2 separate regions of the Homo sapiens genome follow, and region 1 is linked to region 2. A link is a loop called in an ENCODE intact Hi-C map of the cell type or tissue named here. Cell type or tissue: mammary epithelial cell. All regions are shown on one strand. Links, peaks and the distances in the headings refer to the core of each region. The heading gives the core; the rest is flanking DNA.

What was found. A loop is a pair of places that touch in the nucleus more often than their neighbours do. Peaks named below come from ENCODE experiments on the same cell type or tissue, not always from the same donor. Only the 100,000 strongest peaks of a DNase experiment are listed, where the experiment ranks them.
Region 1: it touches region 2 in a loop (4-fold over the local background); 11 of 110 quality-filtered maps call a loop at or near these places.

The regions. Positions count from the first base shown.
Region 1 is chr14:63,371,130-63,379,436 of GRCh38, forward strand. PPP2R5E (protein phosphatase 2 regulatory subunit B'epsilon) reads right to left here. Exons shown (of 14, transcript NM_006246.5): 14 at 235-4,979. The coding sequence ends at 4,880. Among named protein-coding and RNA genes, the nearest start is that of GPHB5, 56 kb to the left of the region's middle. In mammary epithelial cell, for the core only: no CTCF peak of the experiment used is centred there; a DNase peak (open chromatin) is centred at 4,872.
Region 2 is chr14:63,170,798-63,179,144 of GRCh38, forward strand. It overlaps LOC105370531 (LINE-1 retrotransposable element ORF1 protein-like), which reads right to left and starts at 6,912. Exons shown (of 4, transcript XR_943934.4): 1 at 6,828-6,912. LOC105370530 (a long non-coding RNA gene) reads left to right here and starts at 7,573. Exons shown (of 2, transcript XR_943933.3): 1 at 7,573-7,657. RefSeq lists a silencer at 2,496-2,671. In mammary epithelial cell, for the core only: a CTCF peak has its summit at 4,056 (motif pointing right); a DNase peak (open chromatin) is centred at 4,154; H3K27ac peaks cover 1,006 bases.

The DNA.
Region 1 (8,307 bases), core at 1-8,000, 200 kb after region 2:
ATAAATTGTTGTTTTTCTAAGCCTCTACTTTTGGAGTAGTATGTTATACAGCAACCGATACTGGACCATTTCCCAATATTACATACTCATAATCATAAACTGACTTCTCAAAATGAAAGCCTGAACATACCAACCCCACTGCCTCAAAGCTAAGTTAATCAAATCTAATATTTGTATGGTTCAAAAGGCCACGGAGTTCAGAAACAAACAAACAAAAACAGCCAGGCACCTGAAAACTCTTCACTGCTTCTTTATTATGATGCACCCACAGTACAGAACCTCTCACACATCTGTGAAAGGGGAAGGTTACATTTCTTTTTGGGGAGCACCTTCATTTTTGTTTCTGTTACCACTTTGAAGAAAGCAAATCATTTCCAAAGAAAAACATTTTAAATTCCAAGTGTTTAAGACTCAGCTTGTATTTTGTGGTGTTTGAAAAGGAAGTAGCATGTTTTAGCCAGAGGTGGAAGATTGTTTTGTGGCATTTTAAGTTTGATGTGGATCAGAAGTCTTCACTGTCTGGTTGAACCAGTCTATAATTTTCATATGCAACTTTTCATATCAAAAATGTTTCATTTTTACCTCTACTCACAAAGAGATGCTGTTTAAAAAAACACACACACAGCTAAATTTAAAACCGATCATGAACCACAGCATTACTAACAGGGAAAATGAACTTTTGCTGCCCTCTCCTGCTAAAACAATGAAATACTAAAATACCAAAAGATTTATGAAGCTAAAGCGAAGTCCTCAAACCAAAAGCAACAGACATGTCATTCTCATTATACTTCAATCAAAAATCAGACAACAACCAGAAAATGCATTGGTAATATTTATATTTGAAAATTCCCCATTGATACATGAGGTTTGGATTACAACTTATTTACAATAAGTGATTTCAAAAAAAGTAAAGAAAGAGGAAGGGAAGAGGGAAGGAGGAAAAGAGAAGCTGAGAGAGAAAAAAAAAAGAGAAAGGTGGGGGAAGGAGGGAGGGAAGGAAGAAAAGGAAACCTATATTCATAGACATCATAATATGGGATGTTTATTTCCAAGAGAGATACTACTGCTGCTATCGTGCACAAGAAGCAGCACAAATTAACATTCCGCTAGATCACAATTTGCTCAACTTTCTCTCAAGATGCACAATCCTTCTTTTAGGTTTTCAAAATTAAATATAGAGGAATATAAAATGCAATGCCAATATACCTACTACAAAAATCTTTGTGGCTCATTCCTTAACTCCACTCAGAGAAGCAGCTGAGCCAGAATACAAAAATAAAAATATTGATGTGCAAATAAAACATCAGTGATCATGTCTGGTGCCACCTTTTTGTTACAGGTGACTGTCACTTTATGATAACATTGGTAATAGCATCAAAAGAGAATCTCTTCATTTCCTGGGCCAGGTCAGTGCATCCAATTAAAAGGAAAAAAGGAAAACAAGGAAAAAAAACCACCCCAAACCCCAAAAAACTCTAAACACTTAAAAATGCCAATAACATCCATACATCCCTTTCCCATCCCACCCTCATCCCCACAAAAAAATAAAAAAGCTTTTAAAGCTCTAAATATACTTTTTTTGTTTCTTTCCATAGTGTGATTGAGCCTAGGGCTATACATTTAAGTATAGCAGGTGCAATTACAAGCAAGTCCTGGCTCTGCACCCTGGACTATCCCACGCATAGGAGGTACAAAATAAATTAAACCCTTTCATTTAGGCAAACAAGCCCAAGATGAAGGAGCATAACCCTGCTTGTGAGTATCCAGTGGCATCGAGGGTATTATTTATTTCTTTTTTTTTCTTTTCTTTTATAAAAAACAGTCAAATGTTAGGGAGAGCAAAATATAATAAAATTTAAAAGGACAAAAACTCAACACTGAAGGAAAACAACTGGGGATACTTCACAATGAGAAACAGGAATGCATGCTTGATTCAAAGTATGAGATGGGTGAATTCACTCACATAGTTGTTCTAGGCCCACAGCCTAAGGCCTCAGCGTCATTCTAAACCACAGGGTTGTGTGTATTTTTCTCTTCCAAAGACACTCTTAATCCTATCCCTGAAACCAATATGGTAAGGATAAGGTTGGAGTGATCATCACTCACTAACTACAATATTTGCTATTTAAAAAATATATTTATATATAGTTCTGGAAATTATGAAGCAAACAAAATATAACACAAAGATGCATTTGTCACAATTAACTCAAGTTGCAGCAACAGCAGAATTGTGGGAAGGGACAGAGAGAGAGGGCTGCTGCAAATGCAGCAAGTACGTCCTGAAATATGTCACATAGTGCAACAGTCAGATTACCTCAGTTACTCTGCGTCACCGCACACAACATGACTAATGTCACATTGTCACTTTCCATTAAAAAAGAAAAAGACGGTGTTTCTTCTCAGAAGTTGCCCTACGAATTTTAGACATATAGCTTTAATTGATTCTATAAATATGTCTAAAATGTGGCTTTATTCTTCTCAGTTTGGAATGATCAACATACAAAATTGACATCAAGGAGGAGAGCTGTAAGTGTTCACCTTTACTCTTGAAGACAGGGTAAGGTACAAAAAAGGATCCTGGCCTTTCTCATTTCAAATGACTGCATTTCATTCCAATGAGCAGAGATTCTTCATAAACCTGTGATTTTAATGTCTTCTACCTAAAAAGATGAATTAATGGCAAACAAAAGTTTACACTATATAAACTAAATATAATGCAGAGTTGAAACTAAAGGGCTAAAATGACAAGGGCTAAAAAGGAGAAGATTTGTTACAAATTTATTTTTTATCACATTGTTCCAGCATTTTTAAAGTCAGTTGTTTCGTCTTTGGCAGCCTCTGCCAACTTTACAGTGAATCCCCATCAATGTTCTTTAAAAAAAAAAAAAAAAAAACTATTAATTCCATTAAACCATGTTGCGTCTGGTGTTGCATATGACTTTTTTTTTTTACTGCTTTTTTTTTTCTTTTTGGAATTAACAATGCCAGTTTTGTTTGTTTTTTTACAAAGTTACCGAGATGACAATATCCATAATTAGCTGACTCTTACGTACACACTGTGACCTGATCATCCTGAAAAACTTTATGGGGGAGAAAGGTCAGCAGCTTCTCTTTCTTTTTCTTGAAAATAATAAAACTGCGTATTCTACTTTATATTTAAATGTAAGGAAGAAAATATACAAGCCCATATTTATATTGTATTTCTATTAAGAGCAACAATAGTTCATATGTTCATGTTTGCTACTATCACAATTCAACATATGAACACAGATCAGCTCTATACCATGAATACTGCTGGAAGTGATGGTTTAGGATTACCAACTCACTGCTGCCATGACCAAAACAAGCAAATGCATCCTGGAAATAAACCTCCAAACACATATCTTTCAGTACGTAATAATGCAACTGCATTAGGTAAGTACATACTGTACACAAATTTTATCAGCAGTTTACCTACCCAAGATGTAAGATTCTTCATTTAAATACAAAGCAGAGAGCCAATAAGATATATATATATATATATATATATATATATATATAAAATACAGCCCTAGATTTTGTTTTTTTTGTTTTTTTTTCTTAAACAATTTGGTCACGATGCACCTTTGATATAAAAGCATTTTTAAACTTTATTATTAATACTCAGGACATTAGGAATTTCCAGATTTTTTTCAGTAGCATTTGTAGAACCACTTTTGGTAACAAATACAGTAGTTAGGAATATGCATCCAATTCAGAATGCATAATAATGTTTATCCTGAATCCTTTCCGGCTAAAAACAGGGCTGGCGCTGTGATGAGATATAGAACGAGAATCTACAAAAAACACTGTAACATGTTTGTTTTTTCCCAGAGGCTACATCCTCTTTTGCTGGAATACTTTATAAATACATATTAAAAAGTAAGGCAACAACTCCAAACAGTCCAAGCTGTTTGCTCAACTCTTTTCCCAATTAGATTTGCAATCCCGGTGATCAATTTCATGGTTGTATTGTTTAGTGTTTGTCTTTCTTATTTCAAATGGTCCAAAAGGATGTTTTTCTCACATTTCTAAAACATCTCTGGTATGTGTGTTCAATGATATATGCAACTAATACTGGTCAGGTACTGAAGCCTGTGATGTCCCAGTGCCTGTTTTCAAAGGATTCAAGACATTGATTTGGATTCACCATAAACTGATGCATGAATCCGATATTCCCTTCCCTACTATGTTTATCACCTCTTCTCTCTTAACTCCTAATTTTAAAACTAAAGGAGTACCAGGACTACCTGGTTACTGGAAAGATGTTCACCCCAGTAAACAAAACTTTTATCAGGGACTTTTATAATTCATGACCCCATTCCACGTGGACATTCAACTCAGGAAGATGTGCAAAAGAAAAAGATGTTAAATTACAGTCAAGTTATCCAGAGGAGGATGTTACACAAACTTATAAGGAAATGACAGTCTTTTTTTCTTCCTTTACTATAAATACATTTAACAGCTTAGCAGAAAGACAAGCTAAATTTAAGATTGTTCACATTTGAAAATTGTATCATACTCTCTGCTAGTGATAAATAAGGAACTCCCGATAATGGAATTTTAACATAGCAATTTCATCAACAGATCTTTGAAGACCGATTTTTTTTTTTAAAAGAGGGTGAGAACAATGATTATGTTTGCAAAGTTCTGAGAAGTCCATCTACTGTCCAAACTTTGGATTGAAGTCCTTATTTTGTTTTTTCCTTTACTTAGAGACAGGTATATACAGTGCTGCTGTAATAATGAAACAAAGGTGAAATCTACTGTAAAGTTGCACAATACAGAAAACTGTTGCTCCATCTTCTACTACATAAACGTGTGACTCCACAGGTTAGTAATGTTGTTGTCATTGTTTTTGTTAAGTTGGAATTATTCCATCACGTCTAAGACCTCTCTTTAACTCCAGATCCTCCAATTTTTTCCACAATTCTTCACGCTCCTTTTCTTTCTTTTTCTCACTGAGGAAGAAACAGAATACAATGTAAACAGCTGAGGTTTAATGAGATTATGCAACAATGAATATTTTACAATTTCACCTTAACACTCCTTTATACTTAGCTTAATTGAGAAAATTAACTTTAAAATTACTAAGAAACAAAAATGGGAATGACTTATATGCATCAGTTATTGTAAAATCAAGGGCATATTAGTGATTTTCACTTGCAGCTTAGTAAGAATCTTAATTTTTCTTTATCTCCAAATAGTTTCTCAAAAAGGATGCTGGAGATGACACTGATACAGAGAATATAGTAGGTCAAGAAAATATATCTGCTCCTTTATTCCTATTTTTCCCACCTCATGCATATTTAAATTCTTCAGTAGTTTAGAAGAAACTGAAAACTTGTGATTTCACTTTTAATGATCTGAAAAGAACTTGGTTGATATTATTAAGTATTAAATTTTAATGCATCAAGCCTTCAAATTGGGTTCAATATCAATTTCACTGATTTTAAATTTAGTGATTTTCAGACTTTGAGATTTCACTATTTGGTAAAACTTCCCCCAAAAATTAGATGTCCAAATTAGAATCGACAAACTTTATATTTTGCCAAGGACATTTTAAAATTACATTTTTACAAAAAAAGGATTTTTAACATCAACCAAGTAGGAAGTACATGATGCAGGAATATAAGACTATATTGTAAGTTATATAAATTCACATTTACTAAAAATAATTCACTACACTGTCTCTGGTTTTTTTCCATGTTGCAGCGAACCAATAAAAAGCAGACCCAGGCTGGGCGCAGTGGCTCACGCCTGTAATCCTAGCACTTTGGGAGGCCGAGGCGGGTGGATCATCAGTGAGACCCCGTCTCTACTAAAAATACAAAAATTAGCCGGGCATGGTGGCGTATGCCTAGAGTCCCAGCTACTTGGGAGGCTGAGTCAGGAGAATCGCTTGAACCCGGGGGGCGGAGATTGTGGTGGACGGAGATTGCAGCGAGCCGAGATCACACCACTGCACTCCAGTCTGGGGGACAGAGCAAGACTCCGTCTCCAAAAAAAAATAAAAAAAAAAAAATGCTGATCCAGATTAACATTCATAAATCCAGGAATTCAGATAATTCCTGAAAATGGGGGCTCCACCATCTCAGGCATGGGGATGTAATCCATGCACTACCCCACTTAGCAAGGATTAAAACTTCAGCCACAGTACAATTTCTACGCAGGGAAATCCACATGGGTTGAGTGAAATTTGTATGTAATTCCAATGCCTCATTTTTTTTAAAACATTATAACCAATGTTTTTTAAAAGTTATATTAATATCTAGAGCAATAGAGATTAATCTTCATCCCCTCCAACTCCCAAAAAACTCAAGAAAAACCTAAGTAATTTTATATTCTTATTCCACTAGAGACTTGAGGAAATGTTGAATTATAATGCCATAATAGTCTGGTATTAACCAGAAATGTTTAAGACCATATGGGAGCACAAACCAGTGGAACTCTTTACAATAAATGTTTATGGCTTAGTAAAGCCATATGGTAATTAATATCATGATCTAATAGGTAATATTTTCATAACTTAGGCCTTGTTTACCATAATTAGTTTCAGCTATCTCAAATACAAATCTGCACAATATAAATTTCAGTAAGCAGACTAGTTTTCATAAAATTACCTATTTGTTAATTTTGACCCTGAAAAAATTGCACTTATAGGACAATAAGGGCAAGATTAGATAATCCTCCAATCTTCTTCTGGCTTTTTTGTTTTTGCTTTTGTTCTTTTCTTAGAGTCAGGGTCTCATTCTGTTGCTCAGGCTAAAGTGCAGTGGCACAATCATAGCTCACTGTAGCCTCAATCACCTGGGCTCAAGCAATCCTCTTGCCTCAGCCTCCTGAGTGGCTGGGACTACAGGTGTGCACCACCACTCCTGGTGCATTCCAGATTCTAAACATAATCAAGCTGTTTGACAAATTATCACTTTTTGTTTCTCAGTACAGTCTGGGAATAATTATGAGGTCTAAATCAATGTTAGCAAAAAACACAATTTGGGTATATATAAATCAATTGTATAGATCCTGCTGACTTTCGATGAATATGACCTTTTTATTTGGAGAGATAAGGGGATGGTAAGCAAGGGCTTGGAATTTTACTCAACTAAAAAACATTTCAATGTATTTCAGGTTCACATTGCCCTAATTTGCAGTTTTAACCCATTTATGCCAGAGGTTGTAAAACTTTCTTGTGAAAAATCAGACCTTGACGATGACCTTGAGCAGTGGGATAGAAATAACTCCCACAAGCTTAGCGTTCCAATAATGGAACACTAGGCATAAATTGGTTAATTAAGTGTTGACATCATTAAAACATTCATCATCTTGTTACTAAAGTGTTTCATGTTTTTGATCAAATATGGCACTCAATGCAATTTATCCTGTTGGGCTTTTCCTCCAACTGAGCATTATGCTCAGTTATCACACGGCTTTCATACTGACAACTCTATCTTTAAAAATCCTAAATATTGCTGACACAGTTATTGTCACCCCCAATCTTTCCCACTTTTCTCTCTCCCTGTAGGTGGAAATTTTAACGCTTAACCACACTGTCATGCAGGGGATATTGTCAAATTCTCTTCTAATTTCAATTTTACATAGCACTAATGTTGGCATATGTATCTAACAGTGTTAAGTACTTATTCCACCCACCATTTTCAGATTTGTAATACTTCAAAATTTGATCTGAACTGAAACCATTAACTTCTTGCCATCCTGAAGTAAAATTGTCCATTCAGTTATTCTCTGACAGTACCAACTAAATTTCTTCATTCCCTTGTCCTATTCCCACACCTATGGAGAAACCAATGTTTCCATCTGTCAGTACACCCTTCTATTGCTCATTTGACAAATTATTATTCTTGCTTTTAAAAACCCATTTTCTTTTTTTTTTTTTTCGAGACGGAGTCTCGCTCTGTCGCCCAGGCTGGAGTGCAGTGGTGTAATCTCGGCTCACTGCAAGCTCTGCCTCCTGGGTTCACGCCATTCTCCTGCCTCACCCTCCCGAGTAGCTGGGACTACAGGCACCCGCCACCACGCCCTGCTAATTTTTTGTAGTTTTAGTAGAGACGGGGTTTCACCATGTTAGCCAGGATGGTCTCGATCTCCTAACCTCGTGATCCGCCCGCCTCGGCCTCCCAAAGAGCTGGGATTCCTCTTGTTGCCCAGGCTGGAGTACAATGATGCAATCTCTGCTCATGGCAACCTCCCCTTCCCGGGTTCAAGTGATTCTCCTGCCTCAGCCTCCTGAGTAGCTGGGATTACAGGCATGTGCCTCCACGCCCGGCT
Region 2 (8,347 bases), core at 222-8,221:
CCCATGTTTCTGGATAAGAAGACTTAATATTGTTAAAATGTCCATACTACCCAAAGAAATATACAGTCAGTGCAATCCCTATCAAAATTCCAATGTAATTTTTATAAATACATTAAAAATACTCCTAAAATTTATATGGAACCACAAAAATATTGAATAGTCAAGTCAATAACAAGCAAAAAGAACAAAGCTAGAAGCATCACGCTACCTATTTCAAATTATACTACACAGCAATAGTACTAAAACACCATGGTGCTGGCATAAAAATAGACACATGGATCAATGGAACAGAAGAGAGAGCCCAGAAATGAACCCATACATCTGCAATCAATTGATTTTGGACACATATACAATGGGAAAAGGACATCCTCTTCAATAGTGTTGAGAAAACTGGATATCCATATGCAAAAGAATGAACTGAGACCCTTATTTCACAATATATACAAAAATCAACTCAACTCTTAACCATAAGACCAGAAACTTTAAAATTACTAGAAGAAAACGTAGCAGGGAAAACTACATGACATTGGTCTGAACAATGATTTTGACAACCTGTGGATTCAGAGAAAATATTTACAAACCATACATCCGATAAAGGATTAATTTCAAAAATATATAAGGAACTCAAACAACTCTATAGAAAGAAAATAATAGTAATCCAATTAAGAAATGGGCAAGAGTTCTGAATAAACATTTCTCAAAAGAAAACATATGAATGACTAACAAATTAATGAAAAAATGCTCAATATCACTAATTATTAGGGAGATGCAAATTAAAACCACAATGAGATAGCATCTCATGCTTGTTAGAATTGGCTATTATCAAAAAGACAAAAAATAAGTGTTGGCAAAGAAGTGGAGAAAAGAGAACACTTTTATACTGTTGGTGGGAATGTGAATTAATACAACCATTATGGAAAATGGTATGGAGCTTTCTCAATGAACTGAAAATAGATCCACCATATGATCCAGCAATCCCACTTCTAGATTATTTAGCTGAAGGTTTGAAATAATTAATTGTGTCAAAGAAATGTCTGAACTTCCGTGTTCACTGCAGCACTATTCACAATAGCCAAATTAAACAATCAACCTAAATACCCATCAACAGACAAAGAAAGAAAATGTGGTACATATACACAATGAAAAAAGAAGAAATTATATCATTTGCGACAACATGGACGGTATTGGAGAATATTATGATACGAGAAATAAGCCAGAAAGACAAATAGACATGTTCTCACTTAATATGGGGAGCCTAAAACAACTGAGCTCATAGAAGCAGAGAGTAGAATGGTGGTTAACAGAGAGGCTGGAGGACATAGGAGGAATGGGGAGACAATAGTCAAAGGGTACAAAGCCTGAGTTAGATAAAAGGAATACGTTCGATTTTTTTGGACCTAATGCACAGCACGAGGAATATAACTAATAATTGAGTACCATACATTTCAATATCACTAAGAGAATAAATTTTAAATGTTCTCATCACAAAAAATATTAAATGTTTGAGGTGATGGATATATTAATTTGCTTGATTTAATCATTACATATTGTATTCATAAATCATCACTTTGTACCCTATAAACATATATAACCATAATTTGACAGCATATAATTTAAAATTTTTAAATATGTCTACTTTGTTTTCTTTTCAGTTGTACAGGTTTTTTACACTGTGAATCTTTCCATTCTACTTGATATCAAATGAAAAATCTGCTGAGAATTCTCAAAACTGGAAAAAGCTGAGATAAAATATCTCAATATAGAAGGGACAATGATACATACGTATCAAGGCCAATCAGTTAGAAGTGCACAGCTATTTTTCATGTACTCTTCAGATCATTGTTTTGGCAGACAGCAGGTTCTGGAGTCAGACTGCCTGTGCTCAAATCCCAGCTCTTCAACTAGTAGGTTTAATAACCCTAGGCAAGTTTAGTAACCTCTGTGCCTCAGTTCCCTCAGGAAAGGATAGTATTATCTCAGAGGAAGGTCAGTTGTAAGAATTACATAGTATGTCTGAATTTGGGTTCTCCTGAAAGAAGACCCTGAGATGGGTCTTAGGATCAGGTAGCTTGTTGGGGAGGTGAAAGAGTGGAGGGAGGAGTTGGAAGAGTGAGTCAGGGAGGGAGAAATGCCATGCCAGCTAAGGATGAACTGGTGGGCTGGTTATCATGCTGAGCACTTGCAGCTCAATCCTCCAGGGGAATTTCTGAGGAACCTTATAGAATGGTCCTCAAAACTGTCTCTCTTAAGGATGAGAAGCTGATGCGTTTATACACTAACTTCCAATCTGCGTTTGTTGAGGTTCACTCCTGGGAGCTTTAACTTCTCTGCACAAACTGGCTGGCTTGTTCACTGACTGGGCAACCTTCCCCAGCTTCAGAAGAAGCCGTGAGGCAGGAAAGCTAAGGCATATACTTGAGAGGGAATGATGGCCTCAAACACAGAGATTCCCACTGCAGCCGCACTAAAACCAAGCTGATCTATGCACTGCGGCTTGGGGTTCAGAAATTATCTGGTGTGGGGATGGGTGCGGTGGCTCAAGCCTGTAATCCCAGAACTTTGGGAGGCCGAGGCGGGGGGATCACAAGGTGAGGAGTTTGAGACCAGCCTGACCAACATAGTGAAACCCCATCTCTACTAAAAATACAAAAATTAGCTGGGCAGGGTGGTGCCCACCTGTAATCCCAGCTACTCAGGAGGCTGAGGCAGGAGAATCGCTTGAACCCGGGAGGCGGAGGTTGCAGTGAGCTGACATCATGCCACTGCACTCCAGCCTGGGCGACAAGAGGGAGACTCTGTCTCAAAAAAAAAAACAAAAAAAAAGAAAAGAAAAGAAAAAAAGAAATTATCTGGTGTGATGCATGAAATGCTAAGCACAGGGTATGAAAAATAGCATCTGCTTGAAAATTCTAATTAGTAGTAGTAGTAGTATCAGAATCAACGCTGAAATGTAAGGAAGGTAAACACCATTCACCTTTTGGATCCTGAAGACTAAATAATGTTGACACATACCCAGATAGAAGATTCAGGCAATAGTGCAAGTCACAGAAGAGCATAAAATAATGAGCTCAACTAGGATTCCACAGGGTTCTAGGTGCCCACAGGATATTGTGGTGGAGAGATCTAACAAATAGAGGGGAATTTTTGTCTGGAACTCAAGGGAGAATGAGTGAGAGCTGGAGGTGGAGACTTGGGAACCATCAGTATCTGCATTAAAGTTCAAATATTGATGTGTGATCCTAGAAGAAGGAAAATTCATTGAAGAAAATAAGAGGGCTAAGACCAGAGCCTCAGGCAACAGTGGTATCTAAGGGAACATGAAAGGAGAGTGATGCTGGAAAGCAAACTCGGTAGAATAATCCTGCCAGGGAAGTAGGAGGCAAGCAGGAGAGGGTGGTGTCATGAAAACCAGAGCAGAGAGAAAGAGGAAAGTTTCCAGAAGGAGAGTGTGTAAAGCAGTGTCAAATGCTGCAGAGACTAACATGAAAACAACTAAAAAACTTAATTACATGCTTTCTTTAGGATGTATTTGTTTTTAATGGAATATGATTTTAGTTTGGAAAAGTAGAAACAATAAGAGTAATGAATAGAAACTGAAGCACAGGAAAATCTATTAAATTCAATTCAATGTGATACGCTTTTTGAGCACCTATAGTGTAGACACAGATTATCCAAAAATCATGCAAAACTAATAATTGAAAATTCTTTAATCCTCCTCATCTGTTTCTCTTCTTGAAAAGTGGGTTTTATGGTATGAAAATTTCATATTATGGAATTGGCCGCAAGCTTTAACTCTATTTGTGTGCATTACTTGATCAGCAAGCATTCCTAACTGCTTTTTCTCCACTAGAATGCAAGGCATGTCATCTCAACAAAGGAAGCTATGCAAGCCAACCTAATTATTAATACACCCACTGGCTTTTCCAAACATATGCTTAAACGTCGTCTTCATTCTGTGATTTGATAGCCTAGTATTGGAAAACAAGAAACCTCACTTGTTTCATTGCCATAATAACCAATTGTCTTTTAGCTTTATGAGGAGGCATTGGCCACTAGGTGGAGAAAGATACCCAGTGACCCCCTAGGCAAAGACATGAACTGGATTTTTACCTCCCCGGATTCACTTAGTAACTCTCTAGACAGTAGGTTGAATTCAGTTGCGAACAAAAGAAATCTCTATGAATGGTAATGGCAAGTATTCCAGGCACTTAGGGGTCATTACTCTTTTCCCTGGAATCTATGCTTTCACTATCCAAGAATGAGTCCCTGCCCTTCTGATCAAGATAACCCTCAGAATTTGAATTAATGAGTCTTATTGTTCTGTCTCTCAGCCTTGAGCCTCTGCACAGCCCCAGGGAACACAGCACTAGCTACATGTGTGAAATAGAAAGAATTATTCTCCTCCATCCCCTCTCCAGCCATGGTGCCACCCTGAGATACCACCTTTGCCCTTAAAACACGTAAACCATACCATCCAGAAATCATTACATTTTTACTGGAAACTTCAGAAGGACAAAAGGTCTTCAGGACCTAAAGGAATAAAACTGTTAAGGGTTAAGTTTTAGAACCGCAACTGGCAGACTCATAAGCCATCCTAGGACCTGCCTTGATCTAGAATTATAGTAAATGTCCCATTATCTTTGAATAACTAATGTGAATGATATTTTATAAAGAAGTCTGTCTCTCTAGCCAAAAGACATTTTTGTTCAAACAAATTAAAGAATTTAATTGCTTATAAAACTTTTTCTACATGCTTTATTTCTCAAACTTTTAAAATCAGAGCATAATCTTGTTTTTTTTCTTTCTAATCTTTTCCTCTGATTACACATCTCTCCTATTTTTAATGCATTAATCACTTTTACAAAAGACCTTAAAAATAGACGTTTAACTATTTCTCCAAATAGTTATACACTTATTATTTTCTCATCCCTTATTTAAACAGTTAGGCATGTCTAAATATGTGAGTTATTTGCTGAAAAATATTTTCCTACTTTCCAATTGATCAGTGCCGGCAGAGAGGAAAAATAAGAACAGACATAATTGTTTCACAGACTTCATTATCTTCTTGCCCAAGAATATTCCAGCATCTGTCTTTTTAAACCTTGCATTATAAAAATTAAAAGAAAAAAGTGGAATAATGAATGCACAGAGAGGTGAATAATAAAAGCTAAAAAGGAAACTCAGTGGAATTGAATGAAGTAAGGACTACACGGAAAATATCTGATGAGGTCTCAAGGCTGCATCTGAAGACCTTATTGGTTTTTACCCCAGACTCGTTCCTTTCTAACCATTGGTCTTTTCAGAATTGATTCCTTACTCTCCTTTCATCTCCAGCTGCTGCTTTCCCTGATGTTTTGGATCTCGTAAAGATGCCAGTAGTTCTAAAGGTAACCATTAACTTTAATTATTTTATGGAGAAATTGCTATGATTAACTTAGTTGATACAAACATTTTGAGATCAAACCTTTTACTCAGCTAGATTACTTCAACCTTCAAGAAACCATGCCCCATGCACATGTGCAAACTCCATGCATATATAGAATCACAAAAATTTAGAGTGGAGACCTCAGGCAGGATCTAACCCCGGTCCCCTCATTGAATGCCAGGACATGAAAGCCTGGCACTGAGAAGCACCTTCCTCCATATCTCATAATGATGGGTGATGAATTTCACCCATGAAACAGTGCTCCTCATTCCTGATCCAGTGCTGATCCCAAGTTAAGATCTTCCTGATGTACAGAGGAGTTCAGCCTCAACTGAGTGTCCTTGTTACACTGATGGAGAACAGCAGAAGCTCTATGATTTCTACCACCAGAAATAAACAGATTAGTGGTCTGTACAGCTTGGATTTCTCAGACAGTCTGGTCTTCCTACATGAGGGGCTAGCAGAGCCATTAGCTCAAGCTTCAAACATAGACTTTTCACCTTAAACTCCAAATGATATTAAACATTTAGTTACAGAAAGACAAAAATGGGACTGAAGGACATTCTCCACATAACTTGAAACTTGGGTCCCTCCCAACTTTCAACCCTGGAACTTTCAACCCTGGATGACCACCCTGTAGGGCACCAGGATCTTATGAATAACACAATTGTGTTACATGATGCATCGCATGTGAGCGCTTATGTTAACATCATTGATTTGTTCAATGCAATTACGTAAACTATATAGATGCTTTGGTATTTCACTTTTTCATATACCAGAAGACTTAGAAATGAAAGGGATCTGACTTTTTTGGAGAAGCTCTGCTAAGAGAAGTACGACCAGGTCATTTGTGGGAAAATAGGCAATTCATCTAATAAAAACAGAGGCACCACTCACAAATACTTTTGCTCTGCTAGACATTCTATTTGGAGCTTTGTAATACCATACCATGAAATAATACATGATTCTATGCAATCTTCACAATACCCTATGACCTAGGAACTATTATCACACCCAATTCACAGATGAGGAAACTGGGGCTTAGGTTAAGTGCTCAAGCACATACAATTAGTAAGCAGTTAAGCCAGGACTAGAAAGAACCCACTAGTGGCTGACACCAAAGCCACATTCCAGCCATGCTGGATCACCTCCCAAGGTGGGTTAAAATTTTTACGAAGCAATCCTAATGCTTCAAGAAAATCATCAGGAGGTCTTCACCTCCCACTTAAGGACCTGTCAATCACATATTAAGTTCTTCCCCTCAGCTGGTACTGCCCATAACTTAATAACATAGAGGACATGAAATGCTACAGCTTGTCCTAGAGAGGTATTTGTGGGAGGGTCTACATTATACTGAAAGCTGAATGTCAGTGGCATGAGGACTAACTGCTGTTTGACTTACCTGTGATCCTACATCCTTTCCCCAGGCTTTGTTTCTCACTCACTTCTGACAGTAGCCATTTCTGGTCCTTGTTTGCATTATAATCTATTGAATGGTGCAGTTAGGTTGCTCCTCAGTTTTTCTGCCCACTTCAAAATAATAACCAAATCCTGTTTCTGTTTCTTTCTCCATAAACTCTAAAGAACAACATTTTTGTCCAATATTCTCTCAGGGCCCATGATAGGCCAAACCATCTCAAAGCCTAAGGTTATGTGAGTTGCTCACCCAGGACTGGGACCAGGTAAAGTCAGAAGGATGGGAGAGTTTGTCTTCAGTGCCTCTCTTCACTTGCTCTCCACACAACTGTCTTCTGTTCTGCTCTTCCTGGACCTCTTATGCCTGCATACTGCCCTGGATTCCTGTAGTTAGCTTGGTAATGATATTACTAATGGCCATATGTATTTGTGTCTGTCTGGTCACGGTTCCTTACTCCTCCAGAAGACACCTGGAGGAAGTAAAGCCATTGGTAGAATTTCAGAAACTGCACACCTGGTTGGAAGGCAGTTTCAGGAAAGAGTGGCTGCTATGACAGGTAATTGATTATTTGCTCACAGAAGTAGGCACTTCCTAAAACTAATTGTTACATCTCAGACCATGCATGGCCAAGTGTGTACCTTCTTCCTTGCATCAAGATGAGGAAGCCTAGGAAAGACAGAGCCACCCAATGGAGAGGCCTCAAGAAGAAGTTCAGCCCAAGAGGCAGAATCCAGTGTCTGCAGGGTTCAAGGCTATAGAGAAAGGAAGTGGTCCAGGCAAGCTGTCAACATCAGGAGCATAACACAAATTGGCAGGTGGGTGGAACAAGAAGGAGGAGATTCACCCTAAAGCAGTCACATTCAGAGATGCGTAGAGAAAAGAACCACTGGGGAGACAGGGCTCAGCAGCCAGGCTGGGGGGAAGGAGCACTGCGTGAATCTCTGGCATGCCGAGGGCCAGACTAGCACAGGTCCCTGACTCTAAAGGGACCAAGATACCAGGCAGGTAGCAGAGATGTTAATTTGACTCAGGAAATAAGACAAGAATCTATCTCCTGAGTATAAGTGCAAGGCCTACATCCCAGGGTAAAACCTCCCTCATCATAATGGAGATACAAGTTCAAGGCTAGACTTGGTGCTCTGGCCCCTAGACAGAGTCCTGCAAACTCACTGGATTGTAGTCAGGGTAGATCCATCCTTAAGATGTGGAGACAACTGGCCCAGCAGCTGAAAGAGCAGTGACTCCAGGTTGGAGGTACGAGATGGGGTTAGGGAGGGTCCATGTAACACTTTATGCTAACTAGGAAAAGGCATCCCAAGCAGACTGTGGTAAACCTGTGGACACAGTGCTTGGCAAGTGCACCACATTTTTGTGTTATTTGGTAAGATGCCTCTCCCAGTTGGACCTAGGCCTGCACAGGCACAGCCTGATGTGTGGGAAGCAGACTAGATTCTGGCCTCCTCCTTCTTCCTCAGTCAGGCACTGCGATGGTAATGTTAGGTGTC